2 separate regions of the Homo sapiens genome follow, and region 1 is linked to region 2. A link is a loop called in an ENCODE intact Hi-C map of the cell type or tissue named here. Cell type or tissue: OCI-LY7. All regions are shown on one strand. Links, peaks and the distances in the headings refer to the core of each region. The heading gives the core; the rest is flanking DNA.

The links. A loop is a pair of places that touch in the nucleus more often than their neighbours do. Peaks named below come from ENCODE experiments on the same cell type or tissue, not always from the same donor. Only the 100,000 strongest peaks of a DNase experiment are listed, where the experiment ranks them.
Region 1: it touches region 2 in a loop (2.6-fold over the local background); 2 of 110 quality-filtered maps call a loop at or near these places.

Annotation. Positions count from the first base shown.
Region 1 is chr10:15,780,843-15,793,510 of GRCh38, forward strand. It overlaps MINDY3 (MINDY lysine 48 deubiquitinase 3), which reads right to left. Exons shown (of 15, transcript NM_024948.4): 12 at 8,405-8,477; 13 at 5,719-5,806; 14 at 1,313-1,384. The region is part of intron 1 of LOC124902383 (a long non-coding RNA gene); the gene reads left to right. Among named protein-coding and RNA genes, the nearest start is that of ITGA8, 67 kb to the left of the region's middle. RefSeq lists a silencer at 3,194-3,394. In OCI-LY7, for the core only: no CTCF peak of the experiment used is centred there; DNase peaks (open chromatin) are centred at 6,419, 6,799 and 7,589; H3K4me3 peaks cover 306 bases; H3K27ac peaks cover 1,483 bases.
Region 2 is chr10:15,853,521-15,866,188 of GRCh38, forward strand. MINDY3 (MINDY lysine 48 deubiquitinase 3) reads right to left here and starts at 6,987. Exons shown (of 15, transcript NM_024948.4): 1 at 6,686-6,987. The coding sequence starts at 6,779. LOC124902383 (a long non-coding RNA gene) reads left to right here. Exons shown (of 4, transcript XR_007062071.1): 4 at 4,403-5,280. RefSeq lists an enhancer at 6,729-6,778. In OCI-LY7, for the core only: no CTCF peak of the experiment used is centred there; DNase peaks (open chromatin) are centred at 6,471 and 6,991; H3K4me3 peaks cover 2,849 bases; H3K27ac peaks cover 1,500 bases.

The sequences.
Region 1 (12,668 bases), core at 2,398-10,397, 73 kb before region 2:
GAGTGGCCAAGCAGACCAAGGACAGGATTGGGAATCAGGAACTCAGTTCCAATCCCTGTTCTGCCAATGACTTGCTGTGTGACCCTGGGTGAGTCACTTGATCTCCCCGTCTCAGATGCCTCATCTGTAAAATATGGATAATATTTGACCTATCTTGCAGGGATTGTGTAGGTGAATAATTAGTGATTATAAAGTACCTCCTATTACAAAGCTGTGCAAACATCAAACTCTAGATGAAGCACTCATTCGCACATTAGAAAACAACATCCAAGTTTGCATATATATATACATGCAAAGAATATACATTGTCAAGAAAATTTGGATGCTGTATATATATATCTTTGGACCTGACAAAAACATCTAATTTATATTTTGTTATAAAGATAGCAGTAAATTTTAGTCTTTTAGATTTGGTCTAATTAAAATTATGTACTTAATTTACACTGTTTTCTGTAACCTTCCACAATTTAGATACATGAAGTCAGCATGGGCAGATCAAATTAAAAAGGAATGTTAGACCTTATTCCTTTAATATTAGCTATAACTAATACATATATATTATATATATATATATATACTATAACTAGTATGTACTGTAACTCATACTTGAATAAATGCAAAGATAATAGACACACAAAAAGGGGAAATCAATGCAGCCGAACTCTAGCTTTACGCCAGGTTGAGTACACCTGGCAGTGAATCACCTATGTGCTTTGTCAACGGTTAGCAAAGGAAAGCTGCAAAGCATCATGGGTAGGAGCATGGTCTCTGAGCTGGACTAAGTTTCACTCCCAGCTCTGTCATTTCCTGGCTGCTTGACCTGTAAAATGGAGATATACAGACAACACTTCCTTCATAAGGTGCTGTGAAACTTAAGCAAAGTACTTAATACAATTTCGGGTAAATGCTCAATATATGCTGACTATGAAGGTTATTTATTTAAAAATATTTTTTCCAGTAAAAAGTCTCACTGTTACCTCTTTCTTCCTTTAAATGGATAAGTAACAACTTTCACTGGACTAACTACGATGTTGATTTAGAAACACGCTACACTGCCAAGGGTAACGATCTGTATGGGGGTGTATTTAGTCATGGTGAAACTACTGCTCTGAAGTCCAATGTCAGTTTCCAATGCAGACTAACATATACTGGTCAAATCCAAAGATGGCTGATTCTAAAATGTGTCCTCATAGTAAAGAGACTCCTGGAATAATCTTAGGTAGCAATTGTACGGGAATCGAACATTGTTACATACTCACATAATTATTTCATCAACCCAGTTGAACACCGACGACTACGTGAATTATCATACCTTTTCATTATAATTTGACTGCTTCAATCCATTGTAGTGGTAGACAGTAAAAGATTCTGGACCACTGGAGCCCTATTATAAATAAAGGACTATTAACACTTTAAATTATATTTATATCAGGCAATTTCTAATCAACTGAAAGTAAAATGCATGTTTCTCAAATCCTTATCCTTTGACTGGGGACTCATTTGACAAAAGAAGGAACTTAGGTTTATGGAGTTGTAACTACCAGAAAGCCCTGAAGTTGAAAGTGTTGCCTCTGAAGAAGATGCTGGAAAGTAGGGAAGGTTGATTTCCATTATAAGCTCTTCAGAACTAACTTATTTTTTTTTTAATTATGTGCATGTATCACTATAACTTTTTTCAAAAGACAAGCTTCTAAAACATTTGCTAAAGTATATCTCCTTTTCTATGTAAATAATTTGTTCCTCTCAATGAATTGAGAAAAGCAGTAGCATCACTTTTACTCAGACTAAATACACTTCCAGTATGTACCAATACTTCCAATTTGGCCCACGATGTTTAATTAGTGGTTTCTTTTCCAAAAAATATCCAATATTTGAATATTGTCAACCATTAATTAGTGAAAAGAGCACTGTGAGAAATGAAAACATACTTATAATGCTTAAGGCGATTTCAGTAATATTCAATAAAGAAAGGATATCCTATATATCACTAACAGAGTAAGCTTGTAGAAAAATGGGTCATGTTATTCCCACTATCTTAACCTTGCTTTTCAATTAGCTAAAGATCACGTTCAACCCTCTTAACCTGGCGTTCAAGGCCATTACAGGCCTGGCTCCCAGTGATTTCCCTCAGGGCCCCTGGCTGAGTCTGCCTGGATAGATCCCCCTTGTCTTCCTGGCCATATCCGATGGATACAAACAGGCACATGGCCCTCCTTAGAATTTTTTCCAACTGGAATTAAGGGAAGACAGCTGCTGGCAACTGGAGCTTCAGCTCCTACAGAAAGATAGGCTGTGAGAATGTAGCCACTTTAGAGACAGGGGATGGGAGGTGGAGACCTCCCAGTGCTGTTCAAGGACTCCAGGAGCACTTTCCCGGTGCTTGCTTCTTCAATTCACCTGAGCTACTCCTTCCCCTTCATGTATTTTCCCCCTCACTTATGCCAATTTAGGCTGAGGTTCTGTGACCTGCAATCATGAGTCTTAAAATCATACAGGGCTTAATCTACCTTTTTAGTCTTATCTCCAACTACTCACCTTTCTGAATTCTGTTTTGGACAAGCATGACTCATTTCATCATGAAAAGATCTTTTGTTGGCCTTTTGCACATTCATGATTTTTTTTTACTCTTCTCTAAAATGCCCTCCTCTCCTTCCTTTTTCCAGACCTGGTTTAAATCTTACTTTTTCTGTAAAGTTTTTCCTGGACACACTAGTTAGTTTTTTACTACACTGGAACTTAACCTTTATCATAACAATTGTCTAAATAATTTGAGAAGGAATCATATAGTACTACTTTGTATCATCTCTTCTATTATTTTGAAAGACTGTTTAATTTTTCATGTCTTACATTCCCAACTAAAGCCTAAAATTGTTTTGTATCCCACTCAAAATGCCTTACAGAAAATAGAAAAATCAATTTGATCGTTTCCTTAATTACAGGAGTCATTGCAATTAGTTACATAATTTGACTCTTGGCTATCAGAGTTAAATTATTTGAACTTAAATAACCATTTTCCTGTAACTGAATATAATTTATATTCCCTATTTCCAGTAATTAACTGGCATAAAATACAGAAATACCAACAAAAAGTAGTGTAGCCCACTGGTAAAGTGCATAGACTCTGTGGTTAGACAGACTATATTGGATTTCTGAATCAGCTACTAAAATACCTAGTGTATGACCTTAAACAATTGTCTTAAGTTCTCTAATCTTCAATTTCCTCATTGTCAAAAAATTCCTGAATCAGCTACTAAGATACCTAGTGTATGACCTTCAACAATCGTCTTAAGTTCTCTAATCCTCAATTTCCTCATTGTCAAAATGGGGAAGATAATAGTATGGTGTTTGGAAGGCACACAGTGCCTGATGGAGAGTATGTGCTTGGGAAAGGGGAGCTGCTTCTGCTATTCTTATTTAAACGAATGGTCTTGAAAAGCTTATAAATATTACCACTTTTTTCTTCCTGCATCAGCCTCTACATCATAGCAAATAAGTGTTCTTCCACAGGACCTACTTGAAGCATTGTAAAGATTACCGAAGTTAAATATTTTCCTGGCTGTCCTTGTCACTCCAGTTTTGCAACTTCATTTATTTGTGGCTGATTAAATAAATGTTTACTGGGCCTCGTGAGGTGGCTCATACCTGTAATCCCAGCACTTTGGAAGGCCAGGACGGGTGGAACACCTGAGGTTAGGAGTTTGAGACCAGCCTGACCAACAAGGTGAAACCCCATCTCTACTAAGGATACAAAAATTAGCCAGGCCACCATATGTAGTCCCAGCTACACAGGAGGCTGAGGCAGGAGAATTGCTTGGACCAGGGAGGCGGAGGTTACAGTGAGCTGAGATCGTGCCACTGCACTCCAGCCTGGGTAAAGGAGCGAAACTCCATCTTAAATAAATAAATAGTTTACGGAATGATCACTATATTCATCTGTTAGGGACAAGGCAGTATGTGACTAATTGCCAAAAGGAGTGTTGAGTCACTATGCATTTTGTGGCTACAGGGGAAAGGGGACATCAGTGGTATGTAGGGCATGATCGGAAAAGATCTATGACACCGAGGGCGTCTGAGCTGCTATAGGATGGGAACAGATGGGAATAGGTGGGACTGTGACAGGTCTTCCTCTAAAGCAGCTGTTCTCTAACTTGGGCCTCCAGATCACTTGCAGGGCTTGTTAGACCACATTGCTGCACCCACCCTTAAAGTCTCTGCTTCAGGGAGAAACCTGAGAATTAGCATTTCTAACAAGCTCTTGGAGATCATACTGAGAACTCACTGCTCTAAAGGTAACCAAGAGCAGGATCACATGCTCGTGGGAGGCAAACAGCATGAACTATACAGACAATGAGACAAACCAGGCCCAGGTGGAGAGTGTCTTCAGAATAGCAGGCAACAAGTAAACAGTGAGAGAGGAACACAGAGGCAACAAACAGTACAACCAAATGGAAATGTCTGTTACAGGCGAAAGAGAAGGGACTAGAACCCTCTTTTTACCTAAAAAATTACTACAAGTAACTGTCTCACTTTACATTTCTCACTTTTCAAAATCTTCCCCAAATTAAATTAAAAACAGGAATATTCTTTTTATTATAACTAAGAATCAACATTTCTATCAAAAGTTCCGATAGCAGCCTTGAAATATAATTAAAATTAATACTGTCTCAAAGTTTAAGATGGTATAATGTATTATTAATCCAGATATCCAGTCAGAATGTGAACAAAGAGGATATCACACTGAAGGGTCTAATGTCGGACAATAAAATCTAATTTTTCATGAAGGCTTTAAGACCAAAGTTTTAAGAAGTCCAGTAGTCTACATTGTCTACATTGTGATATCCTCAGTTACTTTTTGAATCTTACCTCTTTCTTAACAATTTTATCTTGAGTTTAACAATCTTTTTTAACAATTACATTCTGAATTTTAGTAATTATATTTTGAAATTTTCCCTCTTGCTTTTAAATTTTTTCTATTTGTCAATATGTCTCTCTAATAATAGCGGTAAAATAGAAATTGGAATGTCTATTGCAACAATGAACTTCAGTGCAAACTATACTGATATCTGATAAAATGACCATGATATCTGTTATCTAGTTAAGTAATTTGATTTAGTGGTAAAATGCTTCACTTAGAGAACAAAGACAGAAAGATGGGTATTGGATATAGAACTGGCTTGCCAATGATGCAGATACAACTCAAAAACATTCAGGTTGGCCCAGATGCCTCTGCTATTCCAGGTAACTGAGCTCCTATCAAAGCCCAGTGGAAGACATGTCCCAATGGGAAACGGCCCAGACCCACTTAGGTTTTAATTCTCCAGGAGCTTAGCTTCACTAGCTAGGGGCTTCTACTACCCACAGCCACCTTGACCTCTTCTCACAGTATTTAACAGCTTCCTGAGAGAAGAAAAGTGGGGGTGGGAGTGGAGAAAGAGAATCTTTCTCTTTTTACTCCTCAAACTTCCGAACTGTTCTCTCCGTATCATTATGTGTATAGACTGGTGTCTGCGTCATCTTCTGCTGCCCTCCCCATCAAGGCACTGCGTTACCGTATTCGAACACACATTCCCTCTGTCTGGGAAGGTTTCCATGTAACGGTGTTTTCTCAGTCTCATATCTGCGCATTAGGACATTGTACAGAAAGAGAAAATGCTGCAAACAATCACAGGTAATCATCCCAACAGAATAACAATGAATATATTTCCTCAACTATGTTACCTGATCAGGAAAAAATTCTTGAAGAAATGGGCCCAATAATATGATTCCTAATCCTTCTGGATCTAATTTATTCTTCATGAGATTTATACTACGGGGAGAAAGAAGAAAAACAGTGGATACCAGAGGAAAAAAAAAAGCTGCTTTTCTTTCATGATTAAATTACTGGTACTACAACACATTCGGCTGCCAAAAACACTAAGAGCTGTTCTTTTTAGAACCTTAATGACAAATACACAGGAATGACATCTAATTTGCCAAACTTGGTTATTTTTAAACTAGAGTAATCTGTTACTATTTAAAATTTAAATTGTGATGACTTTGGAATATTGTTCCTTATTAGGTAAAGTAATTTAAAAACCAAGGTTTATAAACTCAAGCTTGTAACTTCCCAAAGGCAAATTCTCTTTGCTTCATAGGTATGCCTGAATTTAACAAATGAGGCATTTAACTAACAAAATGTTTTTCTTTTTCTCCTTGGGCTTAAAATACAGGGTCAAAAGGCAGTGGTACATCAGATAATAGAAAACATCTCTTAAAAAGCTTACTTTTAAAAACTAAATGAGATAGCAGCTTAAAATTCATAGACAATGTAATTTGAAGGTTAAAGAGCTACATTAATTCTCAAAGAGCTAATGCGTCATGAATGACAGTGACTGATATATACTGTATTGGTCCAGCAGCAGCCTAAAGTGCATACCAGCCCTTACAATGCAGGTGTACCAAGGCTGGTGACAGGTGGTGTTATGTGTGACTAGAAAGAAGGAAGAAGAAGGCAGAAGAAGGCAGACTGCAGTTTAATGGGTTTAAAAATGAAAATAGTCTTCAGAAAAGTTTTATTTTCCTTGCTATCTCAAACTATAAAGGCCAAGTTAAATCTACCTTACTACACAACATGCAAAGTGTTGTGTTTGGGGATTTCAGGTGGTTCTAGTCAACCACCTTCCTCAGGGGCAACTTCTCTCCTTTCAGTTTGCCTCTTCGGTCTGGGTCAGTTACCAGGTGTGCCTTTCACAAAAGGAGTTAAAGCTATTCTTGTGAGGGTAAGCTATGTTTTAAGGTTTATGAAAGCTGCATCTGCGCTGACATAGCCATCTCTCCCGGAAACACCTGGGTCAGGCTGCCTCACAGACCTCCTACCTGACGTCTAGTATTGGCCCTGTGAGATACTTTTGTGGGCCTGTGGCTATCATTCTTGTATAGTATACTGTACAAAGGATATGGCATTTTAATGAGTCTGAGTAAGGCCGGGAAGTTATGATGAAACAAATGAAGGCAGGGTCATTTGTGTTTAATTCATTTAATCCTTAGGATGGCCCAGTTATTTCATGGGCCATTCTGTATTACAGTTGTAAATAGGCCAAAGTAGAGTGAATACTTCAGTCCAATCTTTCAACTACTTCAAGAAAAACAACCTGATTGAATCAATTGTACTAACTTCATGATTCAAGGTACGTTTTCCATCTGATAAAACAAGGAAAATTAGGTAGATGATATATAGCTATGGAAGAATTTGGAAAAAAAAAAACTTTCTTCTTTCTCTTCCTTGTCTTAGGCTGGTCAGTAACAAAAATTACTTGAGTTAATTCTCTTTTGTAAATTAGAGCAGTGTAAACAACATGGTCTCTACTTGGAAATAAAGTTAGAAGAAGTATAGTAATTACTATCATACCATTTGTTGGACTAGTTCAACACTCTGAATTTCTCTTTAAATTGAAAACAATTATTCATTTATTAATATTTCTAACTATTGAGAATGGATGAAATCACAGCTCTGAGTAGTAAGCTTGAGACACATTAATTCAGATGTGGCTAGTTTATGTGTATTGCATACTTTCAAAGAAAGTATGACTGAACTCATCTAAAAACGGAACAAGACCAAATTCTAAAAACGGTGTCTACCAATGTTTCCTGTTGCTTTTGCTGAACTCTTTCATTATGTTTGATAAGCTCAAGTTTTTGCATTCTTAGAAAAACTTGCAGAAGGAAAAACTATGCTGAAAAAAGGAGTAAAGGTCCTATCTTAACTTTTATTCCCATATTTGATCAATACATGTATCCACTTAAGAAGAGTTATTTTTTCATGGATAATAACTAAAGATCTTAATCTACAGAGGAAGTTGTAGATGTAACAATGCATAAAACATAACAGTGAGAATGAAGACAATGACAGGATCCTAAGAAAATACTGAAAAACGATATGCCATAATATATTGCAGCCATCCCTAAAAGTTTCAGGTCAGTTAATTTAATCATTTAGAAATGTTAGATATCTTTGATCATCTTTATTTAAGAGGGAAAGTCAGAGGCCTGCTGGTTATTTAAGCAGGGCAACTAGCACCATCTACACAGAACCGTCATTACTTTACTGAAGATACTAATGTCACATAAAATTTTAAGACGTGGGGAAGTGTTTGCAGAGAAACTTTTTAAAGTTTATAGAAAGACACTTTTAGCATTTTTTAAAAAGCAGGACAGTAATTGCTGGGTGGGAAAGGAAACTCAATTTAAGTATGTCAAGTCTGCTATAATATTGGATTAGTTCGATTTCTTAATCTTTGCCTTACATAGATTGCTATGCTTCATATATGCAGATATAGATTTTTAAAAAGGCAAAAAATGTACAATATGTCTTAAACTTAATCGAATCTTTTTGAGTTGGCTAAATAACACTTCCTATTTAGCTTACTATTCAGGATCTGAAACAAGGTCCAATGCTTTCATCACATCTTCCAGAAGTGAATCGGGTATGAATCCATTATCTAGGGGGGAAAAAATCAGAAACAACTTGAAATAAGAATTTACTTCAAGAAATGCTATTAATGCTGATCAGGTTCCAGGAAAAAAAAATCGCATAAAAAATACAAAGAGTTAACATACTATTCCTTAAGTTTATTTTAGGCATAGTGCCTATTGCTATTAGAGACCCTCTTCTATTTGTTTTCTTGGAAACATCGGCAAATACTTAAAAATATTTTTTAACTTGAGAACTCCGACGAAAGCTTAAAGTCAAATTACTTGATCTTTAAACAGTGTTACAGCGTTAAGTGGGTAAAATATTTTTCTACTTAAAATCTTAGGTTTATCTTTCAATAAACAAAGTAAACCTTTACATTTGCATTTAACAATTCAATTAAAATAATTCTTTACCAACAAATTCCCTTTGTCACAATGTTATTTAGTTTCTTGAAGGAATGTCAGTGATCCACTGATACTTAGACAACTGACAGATTAACAGCAAAGGTATTCTAAAACAGACTTGGTGATTTAAATGAAAGCTGTAGGTTTAAAAAAAACAGCCCTGAAATGAAGAGTCAAACTAATGCTGATGATGACTACTTTATGGAAAATGGTCCAAACTCTGATGATGCAACAGACCATGACACACACAAAGTCCTTGTGGGGTAGTTTGAAATGAGAGTGGTTTTAAACAAAAGTTGTTTATTCCTTAAATGTACAGTGCCCAATTTTCCCTATCCATTTACTCATTCCTGAAGATTGTCTCAGCTTTAAATCAGCTTCCAATGTCCTTCAGGGATTAGATGATTAAAAAAAAAATCTTGCCATGGAGAACAAGATGTCCAAAAGCCCTGCTCCTATAATCAAACTACAGAATAAAGTGTGCAGTTGCTCTTTCAGGGTGTGGAATTGTACACTATCTCTATCAGAAAGGAATGAAGTTATGATTGTAGAAAGGTCTTTTCTATTCTTAAACCTCTTTTCTATTCTTAAACCTCATAAGGAGCTGTTTACCCATTTGAAGACAGATTGGCCTTGACTAAAAGGTTATGAGTCATCTAGAATAATTAAAAATGTGCAATTTTTTAAGTGAAGGGTTTAGAGTAATTCCAGTTTGTTAAGTTACCAATAATTTGAGGTACTGAGAATAAAGACGACCTTGGTTGAAGGCACTTGTGAAAACATTCAAGCTCTGGCTCTGTGGGCTTAGCTTTGATGAGTCTGATCACTGATTTTGCTTAAGTTAAGTCATAGCTAAAGGCTCAGCGTCTCCGAATGTGAAACAGGCTTTATGTGGCCACCAACAGACAGGAACAATTAGGTTTCTGTGTTTATAGGCTATATCCATTTGATATTACAGGTGGAGTCTCCCTCATCCAAAATGCCTGGGTCTAGAAATGTTTTAGATTTCAAATTTTTTCTGGTTTATGAATATTTGCAAATATATAATGGCTGAACATCCCTGATCTGGTCCAAAATCTGAAATGCTCCACGGTGTCATATTGGCACTCAAAATTTTGGAGGATCAACCTTTCGGGTGAGGGATGCTCAGTCTGTACACCGTTTTTCAGGAGCACTGACAGCATGTACTTTGTCATGGCTGGCAGCCTTTCCGCAGAAACCATAACCTGCAACTCAGTTCCCACCCCAACCAAGAGCTAATTGGCAAATGACAACAAAAACAACAATGTGACCTTCTTAACAACATGCTTATATATGATTAACCTCAAGCTTAAACATTTTTAAGGTAGCTATGAGATTTACAACTCATAAGCACAGATATTCTGAAGTGTAACCATAACTGTACCCGGTCAGTAACTCTACATTTTGTACATTTAGTATTTTAAAACTAAAGATGTAATAGAATTTTCTCAATAATTCAAAACTTTTAATATACTCAAGATTAGAAGAGATTTCAAAATTATTTTCCTTTGTAGAAGACTTACTTTGACATGTTAACCATACCTACAAAAAATTCCTTAGAAAAAGGCCAGAATCATTAAGTGTAAAAACAGATGAAACCTAGGTCATCTGACATTTCACCAACTGACTCCCTAGAGAATAAGGAAACAGAGGCACAAAGATGAAAAGACAACCTCAAAGTCAACAGCAAAGGAAATCTCAGAGAATACCATTTGATTAGTCAAGCAGATCTATGAAGAACTAAAAGAAAAAAATAGAACTTGCATACACTGGTAAATTAACTACATAGATATCAACACAAAAGAATGGGGACTATGAGGCAGGGCAAGCAAAAGAGGGCAGAGCAGCCAGGATGGGAAACGGCTAGCATGTACATACTGTAATGCTGTTGGATTGTGGCTGAAAGGAGGAAAAAAGCTGTTGGTTTAAAATTTTAAAAGATTTTTACCAGTTGAATATCCAGATTGCTAAAAGTGTCAAGTCCTTAGAGATTGTGGGGAGGAATAACTCAATGCAAAGGAGCGCTGATGAAGGACAGTGAAAGTGAGGCATGTAATTTCCTGGATAAGATAACTATTTCATAACTGGGAGGAAACCTGAGTTGGGCTTTCAAAGGAAATATAAAACAATCAGGATTTCTGTCCTGAAAGATTAAGAAATAAACAGGAGAGCCTAGCAGGTCTCAATTTTAACAGAGATACTAGCTAAACTGGACACTGCAGGAAGAGAAGCCAAATGTTGGATACTCAAAACTAACAGAGAAGCTGGAAAAAGGTTTCTCAGAGTTGTGCAACAAACAGCTTATAAGGAAACTGTGAAGCCCACTGTACTTGAGACTAACATTTTCCATACACTGTGGGAGAGGGAGACTACAGTTTCTTGGGAATTAAAAAAAAAATAGAATTTAATAAAGCCTTAGTATTTATTAAATTGTAGGTCTATATTCCTATTGAAAAAGCAAGTGACCTTTTCCCCAAGGCCAAGTCACACACCAGAGCTGAGCTTTTCCAGACCTCTTTGGCATTACTTCTGGCTCCCCAGTGGGCAATGAGTTCTGGAGGGCAGGGAGTCCAGATCCCCAGGGCCTAGCACAGTGGTTGACTCATAGCTGCTCGTTAACATTTGTTACTTTTAATGATACAAGCTCATAAATAAGTAGCTCATTTATAGCTTGTACTGCAAATTCACTTTTATTATGGGATGGAAAAGGTACAAAATATGGTGGCACTATACAGAAAACTGTTAGCTGGGGATGCCTGACAGAAACAGTGCTAACAGTGACGGGAGGCCACAGCAAGGGCACAGGGAGGAGCATTTATTTAAAAGGAACAGAAAAGACAAGGCAATTCTAGAGAATGCCTAGGGAGTGGTGTATATTAAGCTCTACCTACAATAGTCCAATTATTCTTAAAGATTAAAAAAATGCAGTACACTGAAATCAGACAAAATATGGCTGTCAACATATTTTAGCAACTTAACAAAACAAACAGCTTCAGATTTAAAAGAAATGGTGTTGCTTCCTGACATATAATTGTACAAGGGGGAGGGGATAAAGGAGAAAGAAGAAAACAAAATTCATTATGTATAATGTGAAAACCTGTGATTAGCAGTTCAGACACTACCTATGTAGACCTTGATGTCTTTGGAGGTTATGGAATAAGCTCTGTGCCACACATTTTTTAAAAAAACAACACCATGGTTAATGTATTGAGTGCTGACTAATCATATAAAGTTACTCTTAAGTCCATTTTACAGATGAAAAACTGAGGTAGGAACTCGTCCAACATCACACAGCTAGTGAGGCGTAACGGATGGAGCCATTTTCCTGGTATCCAGAGGCACTAGAGAATTGTTGTTGTCCAGTATCTTTGATCATATTAATATATCTTTATCAATCATTTTACAATAATTCCTATAAAACATGTACCTGAATACGAAGCACATATCCAAACATTTTCTTCCACAAAAAAGACACACAAAAATAAACACTGTGGACTTTCTCCAAAGCTCATGTGGAACACTTTGAATAGACCTGATAACTGCTTCTCTTTAAGCTGAGTAAGTGTGCTAGTCTCCCCTTTCTGAATCTGAGATTAAACTGAGCCAATTATCTAGAGGTGATACATCAAGGTCCCACAGAAAGTACAATTTTGTTACTATTCAAATGAGAAATTAACAGTTAAAAACTATATTTTTGACCTTGTTTTATAAGTATGCTTGATATCAAAATAAGTACTGGGCTCCTAAGATCCTCAAGATTCTGAAATGGGCAGAAATTGCTCAACTAGAAG
Region 2 (12,668 bases), core at 2,656-10,655:
GAGCCAATTTAAGAACATACTTACTGCTGCAGTCAAAATTACTAATTTTATTGTATCTTGATCTTGAATACAATGTCTTTTTAAAAATATATTCTGCGGAACAAAATGGAAGCTACCCATAAAGCACTTATGCTACATACTGGGTATGATGGTCAAAAGTTATCTCAAGGAAAAGTATATGTGTAATTTTTTTAACTGCAAGCTGAACCAGCTACTTTTTTTTTTTTAATGGAGTGCTGCTTTTACCTAGTATAACTACCAATAAGCTACAGTTATTCAGACTTGAGTATCTGGCTGACATTTTCTCAAAAATAAGTGAGCTTGACATTTCAAGGAAAATAGCCAGTGATAAAATTTCGAGCATTCAAGCAGTAACTTGGAACACTTGTGTCCACTACTGTGACTCTGACAGCTTCTCAATGCTTACAGATTGTTCCGATGACATCACTGGTAACAGAAACAAACGTGACTTCTGGTATGGTATAATGACATACACTAACACTTGGAAGATTGTCATAAACCAGTAGACTGATAATCTCCAAATCACTGATGTATACTGTTATAAATTAATGCAGAGGTAAGAGATCTATTAAAACTGCAAGACAGACCAATGGATTTCAATTTAACAGAGGATGAAAAGTTACATGATTTGGTTTTAGATTTCGTATTGCAACTAATCTCTACAATACTCTGATGTGTCAAGTTTTGGTGTGGTATTAAAGAAGATTATGTGTAATTATCTGAAAAGGCTACTACCATACTTCTCATGCCTTTTCCAATTGCATATGTGAGGCCAGATTTTCTGCATCCACTTCAACCAAAATAATATATTGCCACAGACTGGAGAAGCCAGTGTAGGAATCCAGCTGTCTTCTAATATGATAAACATTAAAGAGATTAGCAAAAATGTAAAACAATGCCAAGAGTCTCACTAAGTTTTAAATTTTTTGAGTTGAAGTCCTCAATCATTTTTAACACTGTAATGGGGACCTGAGTTCCAAAAACTTGAGAGCCACTGGCCTAGGAGAAGAAGTAAATTTTAGAAGGCTTTTAAGTTAAACATATGAGGAAAAATGAAAAAGTGAACAGGTGTTATATTGAGAGTGAGAGGAATGAGAAGGGTACAGAATTGAGGAAAGTGTTAATTCCAAAAAACATAAGGAAAGAACTAAGAGAAGCACTGAGGGCTCAGCTAAGATTTAACTACATTTGTATTGGTGCTGGACACAATTTTCTCCAGCAATACACAGCAGCCTGGGAGATCAAAAATAGGACAAATGGAGAACTGGAATAGAGAAGATACATGTAACAAATTTAATAAGAAAGTGACAACTAAGGTTTCTGGTTATGTTAAAACAACCAAATTTAAGGTCCAACCTAGGAACAAGAGATGAAATCTTCACTGTTTGGCCAGCTCTTCTACTGAGAATAAGGAAAGGGACCCTAGTGTTGTACCCAAGTGCAGAGGCAAAATTAAGATCTGCTAAACTTTTCGTGTATGAAATTAAAGTGTGAATTAGTAATGGATCTTGCCTTCCTTAAAAATTTAAATCATGTAACTCAATTATCCACAGGTGGGGCTTTCAGTTGGAAATGCGTTACAGTGAGTTGCTTTTGTACTTTTAATATTAAAAGCCCATGGAGTGAATTCTAAGCAGTTATGCTTCATGCCAAATTCTGTTTAATTCCAGTATACATGTTTGAGTGTGTTAACTGATAACGGACAAAGGCTAGTAGAGCCAAAATGAAATAAAGTCAGCTAAATGAAAATTAAGTATTCTATCCTAAAACAGGACTATGCTGAGTAGACTTCTCTTTTCATAATAAGGTTTTACTTAAGTTTGAATTTCTCAGGACACAGCATTACTTTTCTTCTCAAGAGTTCTCATACTCAAATTATTTCCTAGTTTTAAAAGGACTTAACTTACCATAAATGGCCGTTTTTCCTGATTACGTCTGAAATTACCCATCTTAAAACACCTAATCCTACGTAGACAATTTTGTATCACATTACACAGTACTACAGATCACAGAAAAATCTTTCTCATTTTCACATTTTATAGCTCAGAACCAGGGTAAACCTGAGCCATGAACCTCATCGCAATTTTTCAATCTCTTGTTTTCATATTACTTACTATACATATACACATTTTGCACACCATTTTGACAACTATACCTTCTACAATTCTAGCCTTCCATGTAAACAAGGCTATAGAAAGACTTAGTTTGACATCCTGGCTGAGTCAAATATCTCAATTGGACTTCACATCTAAAAAAATGAGGATAACTACATTTGTTCTTTCCTATCTTTCAGGGTTGTTGCAAAGATTAGGTAAGATTTTCATAAGCTGTAAAATATAGTACAAATATAAGATATTATCACAGATACTTTCAAGTATTTGAATAATAAAACAAATTATATATTCAAAGTACCAAGGAATTAATTTTGTCATATATGCTTACCAATTACGAATTAAGAAATATTGGTTGTTAGGCAAATTATAATTTAGGTATGTTGAAGAAAGGAAAAATATATATAAGAGAATGTTAAAAACTTCCAAAAACAACAAAAAAACTTTTAAACGATGTGATCCACAGTATTAGCTTCACTTTGGAAGAAAAATTAATGATGTTGGTGTGTCATTTTATTACTTTGATAAAATAGTAAATCACATTAAAATAAATACCCAAACACGCCTTTAAACCTTAAATTAACCCAACTGTATTAACTCCTAATATATTTTATATTTATATTTTAATGGATCCCTCAATTTTCCTAAGTTATTTGTTAAATATCTTTTTTTCATATTACGTAACAAAAATTGTGCTACACTGAAAGCCCAAAGCTCTAATTTCAATCAACTACACCTACACGCCCCTCTTCCCCTGGGGAAAAAGAAAAAAAAAACCCACCCACTGTACTGCTACAAATAGCAAAAATAAATCTCTCTCTGACTAGTCTTTAGGAGAAACAATAAAATAACTGGAAGAAGGAAAATAATTGGAAGAAGGAAAAATGGCTATAAGAGTTTACACTCTCCCTCAGGCGTCAGCAAACTACAACCCTCATCTGCTTTCATGTTTTAGAATGCAGCCACACCCATACTAACCATGGCTGCTTTTGCTGCAATACCATTAATGAGCTGAGAGGCAATAAAAAGGCCACTCACCCTTTAAAGAAGTTTGCCAAACACTGAGCTAAGCAATCAATATTGAAAAGAAAATAAATTCCAAATAAGTCAAAATGTTTTTATTTATACAAGAAATACTACTTCTGTTAGGTCTAGCTGATTCTTATTTTGGTTCTGTTTGGTTGTGGTCACTCTGTCCGCTTCTTACCATCTCCACTACCACTACTCTGGTCCAAGATAGCATCTTTTCTCCCCTGGACTGCTGCCATTGTCTCTTATCTGATCTTGCTGTCCCAATCCACTACAGTCTATCCTCAAACACAGCAGGCAGATCAGTCCTTTAAAAACTTGTCAAGTAGTATCTCTCCTTTGCTTCAAACCTTCGAAGGACCCCTATTTCATGTATAAGATGAGTGAAAGTCCTTCTAATGGCCTAGAAAGCTTTATATGATTTGGGCCATTTCATTTCTTATATCATCTTTTATTACTCTCCTTTTCCTTTATTCCCCCTCCTGCCACACTAACTTCCTTCTTGTTCCTTAAACAGACCAAGTGTATTTTCTGTGAAGTTTTTTATAACTACCATTTGTTCTGCCTGGAGCACTCTTTCTTCCGACTTCTGCATGACTAGCTGAGTGACTCCAAGTGTTTGCTCAAATCTCATCTTAAAATGAGGCCTGACCAGGACACCCCACCCAGAACTCTGTATTTCCTCATCTTCAAACTATTTATTGTACATGTGTAATTTATGCTACGTTATATTTACTGTTTGTCTTCCCTCCCACCCTACTGACTCTCAACTGTAAGAGCTTGGAATACTGGTGTAGTTTGTGGGAAGGGGGGAGGATAAATAGTGTTAATGAGCTAAGGAAGTGAAAATTATATGCTATTCTTTAAAAAGTACTATAGGCAATTGAGCAGGAGGAAAGCAGAGAGAAGAATAAATTTTCACGTTAAAATAAAACCCTGCCAACTTTAAGCCCTTAAATTACATGGCTTATTGCCTTTAAAATTAAAACTGCCCAAAAAAAGAAGAAGAAAAAAAACACCCCGCATTTTTTAAAACGAACAGGGATTTGTAGAAGAGAATTATCTAAAAATGTCAAGCCAATTAAAAACAACTATGTGCCACTCCTGCAGCTTATTGTTTTAACAACCATATCAAAAGAATTTAACTTGATCAATCAATATAATTTTATAGATGAAATATCTCTAGACATAATTGTATAAATATTCATGCCAAACATCTTACATCTGTATCTTGCTTCCAGAAAACTAATGAGACTGCAGTTGTCAACTGAAGACACGATCACAGACTATGAAATAAAGCCAGAGTTGATGTCACATTAGTAATGCAGCAAAGCAGTGTCTTGTGCCTGTTCCCACAATCCCAAAGGACTGCCACAGCAATATTTAGCAATGGCCTCAAAGAACAAACAAATGAATACAACAGTTAACATATCAAAACCAGTAACAGGACCCCTCTGATTCAGAGGCGATAACTTCAAAAATATATGTTTGGTTGCCTTAAAATCTTAATCAGTGTAAGGCCTTGAAGAGCTACATATCCAAAATATAACTAACTGCACCCTGTAAACGAAAAAAAGAAAGAAATCCTTTATTTTGAAATGGTACTGATGGAACTAATCCTGTTAAAGAATTTCTGCATGATTAAAGGTGGCAGAGCGTTCTAATAAGTCATTATAAAGTTCTATTTAGAATAATGATTAGCCATCAAATAAACAACTTATTGTAATTGTCAGGAAAAAGCCAAAGAGTGAATTTGGCATAGTCTACAATTAAACACTTTTTAAAATAATATAAAAACAGCTACCATATACTGAGTGTTCACTATACGTCAGATAGTGTGCTAAGCACCTAAATTATTTACATGGCCTCTAATCCTCACAATAACTCTGTAAGGTCTATTATCTGTACTTTACAGAGAAGGAAACTGAGGCTTAAATAAGCTAAATCACATGAACCTGAACCAAGTACATCTATTCCAGACTGTGCTCTTAACCATTACTAGAACTGCCACCCTGAATCTTCCTTGTATTTGCATTACAGTATAAATATAAACAGGGCTGAATATTATCTTATTCTACTTTGTAAAATGTTTAATAAATGTTAACTGATTACAATGGAAGTAAATTTTTTCTTAGTCTTTCACAGTATTTTAGAGCTGCTTACTATTAGAATAAGTAAGTCAAAGTGGGAAGTGTTAAAATAAAATCTCCCTCTAAGAAGCCCAAGATTAGGTAACTGACATAATTGAATGTGAAAAAAAAGAGCCCAAGTCATTACATGTAGGGTTTGGGAACTCAAAGGAAGATAATGAAAACAGAGGTATATTAGGAATCGAGAGACCTGGAATCCACTCCCAGTTCTATCGATTTGTGCAACTTTGGCCCAGTCATTTACCTTTACAACTAATTTTTTTCGCCTGCAAAGCAACAGTGAGGGACTAAATATCCCAACTTAACAATACATCGTAATTGTAATTTTACCAGCTCTTAAAACAAACATGTGGGAGGGAGGGAGAGATTACGTAAATCCTGAATTTTTGTTACAAAATACACGTTTTGAAATAGGGGTTTATATTTACTATGCCAAAATTCCGCCCAATCTATTTCGGGAACAGGTGTTCCCTAAATAGATGTTTTAATAATAATAGTGTTTTACATACATAAATTATTGATCCTTCTGACTCAAGGTTATGTTTTAACCTCATCATCATCTTTCCTAAGTCACCTTTAGGAATGTGTCAGTTGTTTGCCTATCCAAACTTAAGAATTAGGGATAGTTACTAGTATAAAGCGCCCAGCCTGTTACAGTGCAAGAATTCAATAAATGCTTATTTTATTTCATTATTATTTGTACTAAGACTCTTCATGTAAGTAAAAGTCCTGTCTGGGTTACAAGCATACCGGCCGAGGAAGTACTATGATCCATATTCCTTTTTTAACCGTGACAGATAATAAACCATATAAAAAACGGGGATACTTTGGGCCAAGAGTACACTTTTTAGCAAATAACAGTGTTTATACACAGACTACCACGCCTAACCACATAATGACAATACAAACAAAAAACTGCTTTTTGGAATTAGCCACTTGGACTTTCCCTTGGACGTCCCTCCTTCTCACCAAAAATAGACCAACCACCACCAATAGACAGCTCTGTTAGGGGGTAAAGATGCGGAAGGCCACAGCACCCCTTGAGAAAGTGACACCGGGGCACGGGGCGCATCTTCCGTGTCACGCCCTGCAACCCAGCAAGGGGCCACCCTCTCCTCCTCCCCAGCCGAAGGGCAGCCCGGAGGATGGAAAGAGCGCTGCGGGTATTTAGTGGCAGCTGTAACCATTCTCCTACTCAAACTCTCCCCACCAAGGCAAGGCAGGGCGTGTCTAGAAAGTCCAGCTTCAGCGCTGAGCACGGCGACTGGGGCAGAGAGCGGGGCACGCGAGGGGCTGGAGCGAGAGGCGTCACAGGCGGACTCTCGCAGGGCAAAAGAAGCAGCGGCTGCAAGTGTGAGAGCCCCGCCAGGGTACCTTGCGTCCAGCGGCAGAAAATGGTGTCCGAGAGACCGGGGCTGCTCTTGGTGCCCCACACCAGCTCCATCAGCTCTTTAGTCAGTTCGGACATGATGAGGAACCGGCGGGCGGATCTTCGCTTTGCGGACTCCTGCCCCGGAACATGGGGAAGGGGCAACTCCGGAAACAGCAGCTGCGGGACGGCGGCGGCAAACGAATTGGAAGGTGAGGCAGGAAAGAAGAAGGGGCTGAGAGCCACTTGCAGAGACCAAGCCTGTCAAGCCAGGTTGGGGCAGCAGCGAGTTTTCCGTACCGGAAGTGCTGGTGCCACTTCCGACTCCTCTTTAACTCCCGCCCCTTAAGGCTGAGGGCCCGGAAGTCCCCTCCCCGGAAGTGAAATTGGAGGCGGAAACAGGCACGGAAAGCGGTGGAAGTAGCTTCTGACCTTTCTGAACTGTCTGGGACCCTTTGGTGGGGTGGTAGTTTTTGTATTGGGAAGGGGCGTCGGCGTGTTTCTAAACTCCAGGAATACCTTCTTCCTCTACGCACTGCTCTGGGCTAAGCTGGAGGCTCTGAGGCCCAGGCACTAGGAATTAGAACATATGCCCATTGCTTGTATTTTTCAATATTAATTTTGCAAAACTAGAACTATAAGGCAATAGTTGAGTCACAGTGCGGTAACATCCGTGCCTTTGTAGGGCGCTTCTCATAAGCTGGAGGCTGTCCGCCTCTGTACTTCAATAAATCAAAGTCAGACCAACTATTACCTAAAAACATGGCAAAGAATGTGGCATAATGTGCATTAGAAATGCTTCCACCAGCTGCAACGCAGAATTACAAGGTATTTGTAGGGAAACAAATTCAGAGCAACCTGTTTGTAAATGTTACAGCATTTTCATCTCCAGTTTTTGACACTGCAGAGTGTGTGGGCAACACCTGGACTAAAGTTTAGGTTTTACTCATTAACTAGCAGTTAAATTGAGTTCATGTGAAAACTTATGTTTGTGCTGCTTAAAAAAAGAGGGCTTGTATTGCCCGAGCTTTGAATTTAAAACGAAAGGGCAAAATCTGATTTAAAAAAAAATACATGCTTTTATTTTGGTTCTGTAAGGTTTCTGTACTCCTTGGAAACCATATTACTTTGGGATGCAGTAATGCAATAGTTAAGAGGCCAAGCTGTGGGTCATACTGGCCCATATTCCTACCTTTTGCACTTACTAGCAAGTTACCTACTATCTACCTAGGCTTTTTTCTTTCTAAAAGGGAGATTGCATACATTTCATATATTGTAAGGAATAAATGGAAAAAGTAACACATACAAAGGATTTGGTGTACTTCCTAGCACATGGAAGGCATTTATGCAACAGTGGGTATTTTTTTTACCTCAAGAAGCCATTTTGTGGGAATTTGATGCAACAGTAGTTCTGACTTTTTTACCCATAAATTCTAGCCAGTTGTATTTTAGTATAATACGTTATGTTCTCTAATTTCAAAAACATGCAGTTTCATTGTAGAATACCCTTGCATTTGGCTAATTAAAATTAACCCTTAATTTAAAATCTTTTAGATTGCAAATAAGGTTTTGTTAATTTATGCTTTATTACTAGCTATTTTTTCCTATTTATACGTTATTTCTAATTTTATTTTAATTAATTTAATTTTATTTCTTCAGTACCCTTTACTGTAATTACAGGGACTTGCCCAAAGTGCCTGTAGTAGAGCCATAGCATTCCTTTTGATCTTTATTCCCTTTAGAATATCCCTTGCCTTGTTTTTGCAAATCAAATCTTACCTATCCTTCATGTCAGAGTGTGCATGCCAAACTTTCTCCAGTCATTACAATTGAAAGTAATAATTATAATTTCTGAGGCTTCATAGTACCTTATGTGTAACTTGCTTATGACAATTCCTATCATCATTGTATTTGCAAAGAGTTATTTGCTTTTCTCTTGGGATATAAATTTATGGAAGCAAAGAGCTGCCTATTCATAATTCTAGCATGGGGCCTTGAACATCACTGGATCTCAATAATTACGATTCCAAGGAACAAAACTTGCCTTTACTGGAAATAAAGAATTCATTATCTCTCAGCAAGTGAGAGATCGGGGAAGTAGTACTGACTGCTCCAGTTAAATATCTAATATTCGCATGCTGATTACAATTTACGTAATTCTTCCACTTCCTGAAAGACACAGAAGGGTCTATGTACATAGAGCTCATAACTGGCAGACTTCTAAGTTCAGAAGTGTTTCCACATTTGACTTTCTCCATTAATGTATGTAAATATTAATGGTGTAGTGTATATAACACTACATTTGTTTCCTTTACATTAATATAGATAGTAGTTATAAGTTTGATTACTTTGTTATGAAAAAACAAAAAATTGTACTTTCAAACTGTATTTTTTTAAACGAGAAATTTTTTGATCTATGATTTTTCTTAGTTTCCAGCTACAGTGATGCTGGCAAAATCCTGGATAGACATTTATATGAATGTCCTTTCCACTTCCACATTATATTTTTTTTTTTTTTTGAGATGGAGTTTCGCTCTTTTGCCCAGGCTGGAGTGCAGTGTCACCATCTTGGCTCACTGCAACCTCCACCTTCCAGTTTCAAGTGATTCTCCTGCCTCAGCCTCCTGAGTAGCTGGGATTACAGGCACCCGCCACCATGCCCGGCTAATTTTTGTATTTTTAGTGAGATGGGGTTTCACCATGTTGGCCAAGCTGGTCTTCGACTCCTGACCTCAGGTGATCCACCCACCTCAGCCTCCCAAAGTGCTGGGATTACAGGCGTGAGCCACCACATCTGGCCCACATTATAATTTTTATGTGTAATCTTTTAAATTTTTTAATTAGCAGGACATATCTTTAACAAGGAATATTTTACTTTTAAATTATTGGCTTAATTATTCATTAGGTATAACATTTAAATAGAAATTAATATTCATCAAAATTGTTCTTATTCAGTAATTATCTATAAATAAATATTTAAGTGAATCACGTTTTGCATCTATACCTGGTGCTGGATGAAAATGCCTTTCTCTTGTTATAATGACTTGGAAAATTATGTAAATGTTCTTTCATGTATTTATAACACTTCATATTTTAGCATATTGTTTTTCTCAGGACTGTCTATGGTTTCGATTAAACTTGTATCACTGAGGTGTATATAGGTTGCATTAATAATCTTTCACTTCCTATTTATATGTAAGTTTTATTAATAATACTTCTGTTTCTTTCAAATTCAAGTCAGGGTGCTTCCATAAAACTGGGCTGAGATTTCCATTATAATGAATTCTTTTTATCCATCTTTACTACTTCAGGCAACAAAATTAATTACTCAGCATTAAACTCTAACTCTGTTTAATTATTTTCCTGTCTTTCCTCAAACTTTTTTGCCAGATAAAAGCACAACAACTTTATTGCCTAGTTCCTAGCAACTAACATGAAAAGTACAATTCTCCAGTTGGAAACCCTGGACTCCTAATTTAGTGTATTTACATTACTCCTTACCTAGAAGAAATCAAATATTTCAAAAACTCACCCTGTCATAAGATTAATAACATTTAGGTGGGTCATTAAAACAATCCCATACTCATTTATTACTAAAACTTTTTCATTTGTATGTCCTCTGCCTTCCAATAGCAGCATAAATCTACCAAAGCAAATGAAACTACTTCCTTCTGCATCATCCTAACCTTATCTCAGCAGGATAATACTTGTCCAGCTGAGCAAACAAGTCCCTTTCAGACTCACCAACATCATATTCAAGGGTGGCATAGTGTAGCACTCCCCATTGCATCTCCTACTGACATTAATACATGGTGGTAAAGGGGAAGTGTCATTAAATGCTGGGTTAAATAAATTTAAACAGGTCATTCACTGCAACTCTCCAGGAGTGGGGATTGTGTTTAATGTTAACAGACACATTTGAATCATTTCATTCACTGAACTTCTTATATAATTTATGTTCTGCAAAATACTGTTAGGGAATCAGGGGTCTAATGAAATCGTCTCTTGAAATGGAATTAGAAAATCTGAATGTTAGTCCCCATATGGGCAGTAAGTGTGATGTTGGGTGAATCATTTAACTAGCCGTACCTTGCTTTCTTCATCTGTAAAATAAGAGAACTAAATATAGGTTACTTCTTAAGGTCATATTCACTGCAGGTCCTGTACACTTCTATGATTCTAAAAAGTGGCTGTCTTTAACTTGAAATGTATGGGGATAATGGGGAGAAAAAGAATATCGGAAACGTGTATGGAATAGAGAAATAATTATGGCATTATTCTTTAAGACATAGAATAAAAGAGGTCATTTGCCATTTTAGCACTTGTGCTAACATTATGAAATGAGAAGATAAAATTCCAACTTGTACATTAACACAAGACTAGCTATATAAAGTAACCATATAATATTTACACACTTGGATGTGTCATAGGCACCTCAAACTTAATATGTGCCAAATTAAACATGACTCTTCCCACAAACCCTGCTTTACTCTCAATGTTTCATATATCAGTGAATGGTGCCATGATCTACAAAAAGCTCATTCCTTAATGTTCTTGATTGTGATAGAATGAATAAATACTCTCTTTCAGGCTCAGTTACCACATTCATAAAATGATCTTATTAATAATTGTATCATACAGCGATTGTGATATTTAATAGGGAACATTAGGCACGAAAGAATTACAAGCATTGAAAAATACTATTCTTATGTTAGTTTTATTAATGATTTAGGCAAAACATTATAAAGGAGCAAAGATGGTGTATGAATTATTTCTGCATTGAACTGGGGAAAACCAGAGAAGTTTGACCTGGATAAAATCTTGACTAGAGAAAAAAGGGAGGATGTGCATTTTATGCTTAAAATACTCTCGTGGCAGAATCTTAGCATTTGTGTTAGTAAAGAGAGATGAGTCAGGAATATCGGGTTATGGAGGGTGTAATGGACAGAATTCTGTCCCTCCAAAATCCATATATTGAAGCCCTAACCCCTGATTAAACTGGGTTTGGAGATAGAGCCTTTAAGAAGGTAGTTAAGATGAAATGAAGTCCTAAGAGTGGATTCTAATCCAATAGGACTGATTTCCTTCAAAGAGAGGAGAAAGAGACACCAGTGCATGATGTCTCCCTCTATACCAAAAAGGCCATGTAATGACACAGTGAGAAGGTTGCCGTCTACAAGCCCGGAAGGGAGGCCTCGCAAGAAACCAAACCTCTCAACACCTTGATTTTGGACCTCTAGACTCTGGAACTGCGAGAAAATAAATTTACGCTGTTTAAGCCATCCAGTCTGTGCTATTTTGTTATGGCAGCGCAAGCAAACTAATACAGTCTCTTAAAAATGTTAAATGTTAAATACAGGCATGCCTCAGAGATATTGCCGATTGAGTTTCAGATCATCACAATAAAGTGAATATTGCAATAAAGCCAGTCACACAAATGTTGTGGTTTCCTAGTGCATATAAAAGTTATATTTACACTACACCATAGTCTATTAAATGTGCAATAGCATTATGTCTAATAAAGACAATGGACATATATACTGTAATTTAAAAAATACTCAACTGCTAAAAAATGCTGATGACCATTTGAGCCTTCAGCAAGTTGCAGTCTTTTTACTTGTGGAGGGTCTTGCCTCCATGTTGGTGGCTGCTGATTGATCAGGTTGGTGGATGCTGAAGATTGGGGTCGTTGTGAAAATTTCTTAAAATAAGACAGTTTGTTGTATTGATTGACTTTTCCTTTTACAAAAGATTTCTCTGTGGCATGAGATAATATTTTATCCACAGTAGAACTTCTTACAAAATTGGAGTCAATCCTCTCCAACCCAGCTGCTGCTTTATCAACTAAGTTTATGGAATATTCTAAATCCTTTATTGTCATTTTCAACAGTGTTCATAGCATCTTCACCAGGAGTAGATTCCATCTTAAGAAACCACTTTCTTTGCTCATCCATAAGAAGCAACTCCTTATCCATTAAAATTTGATTG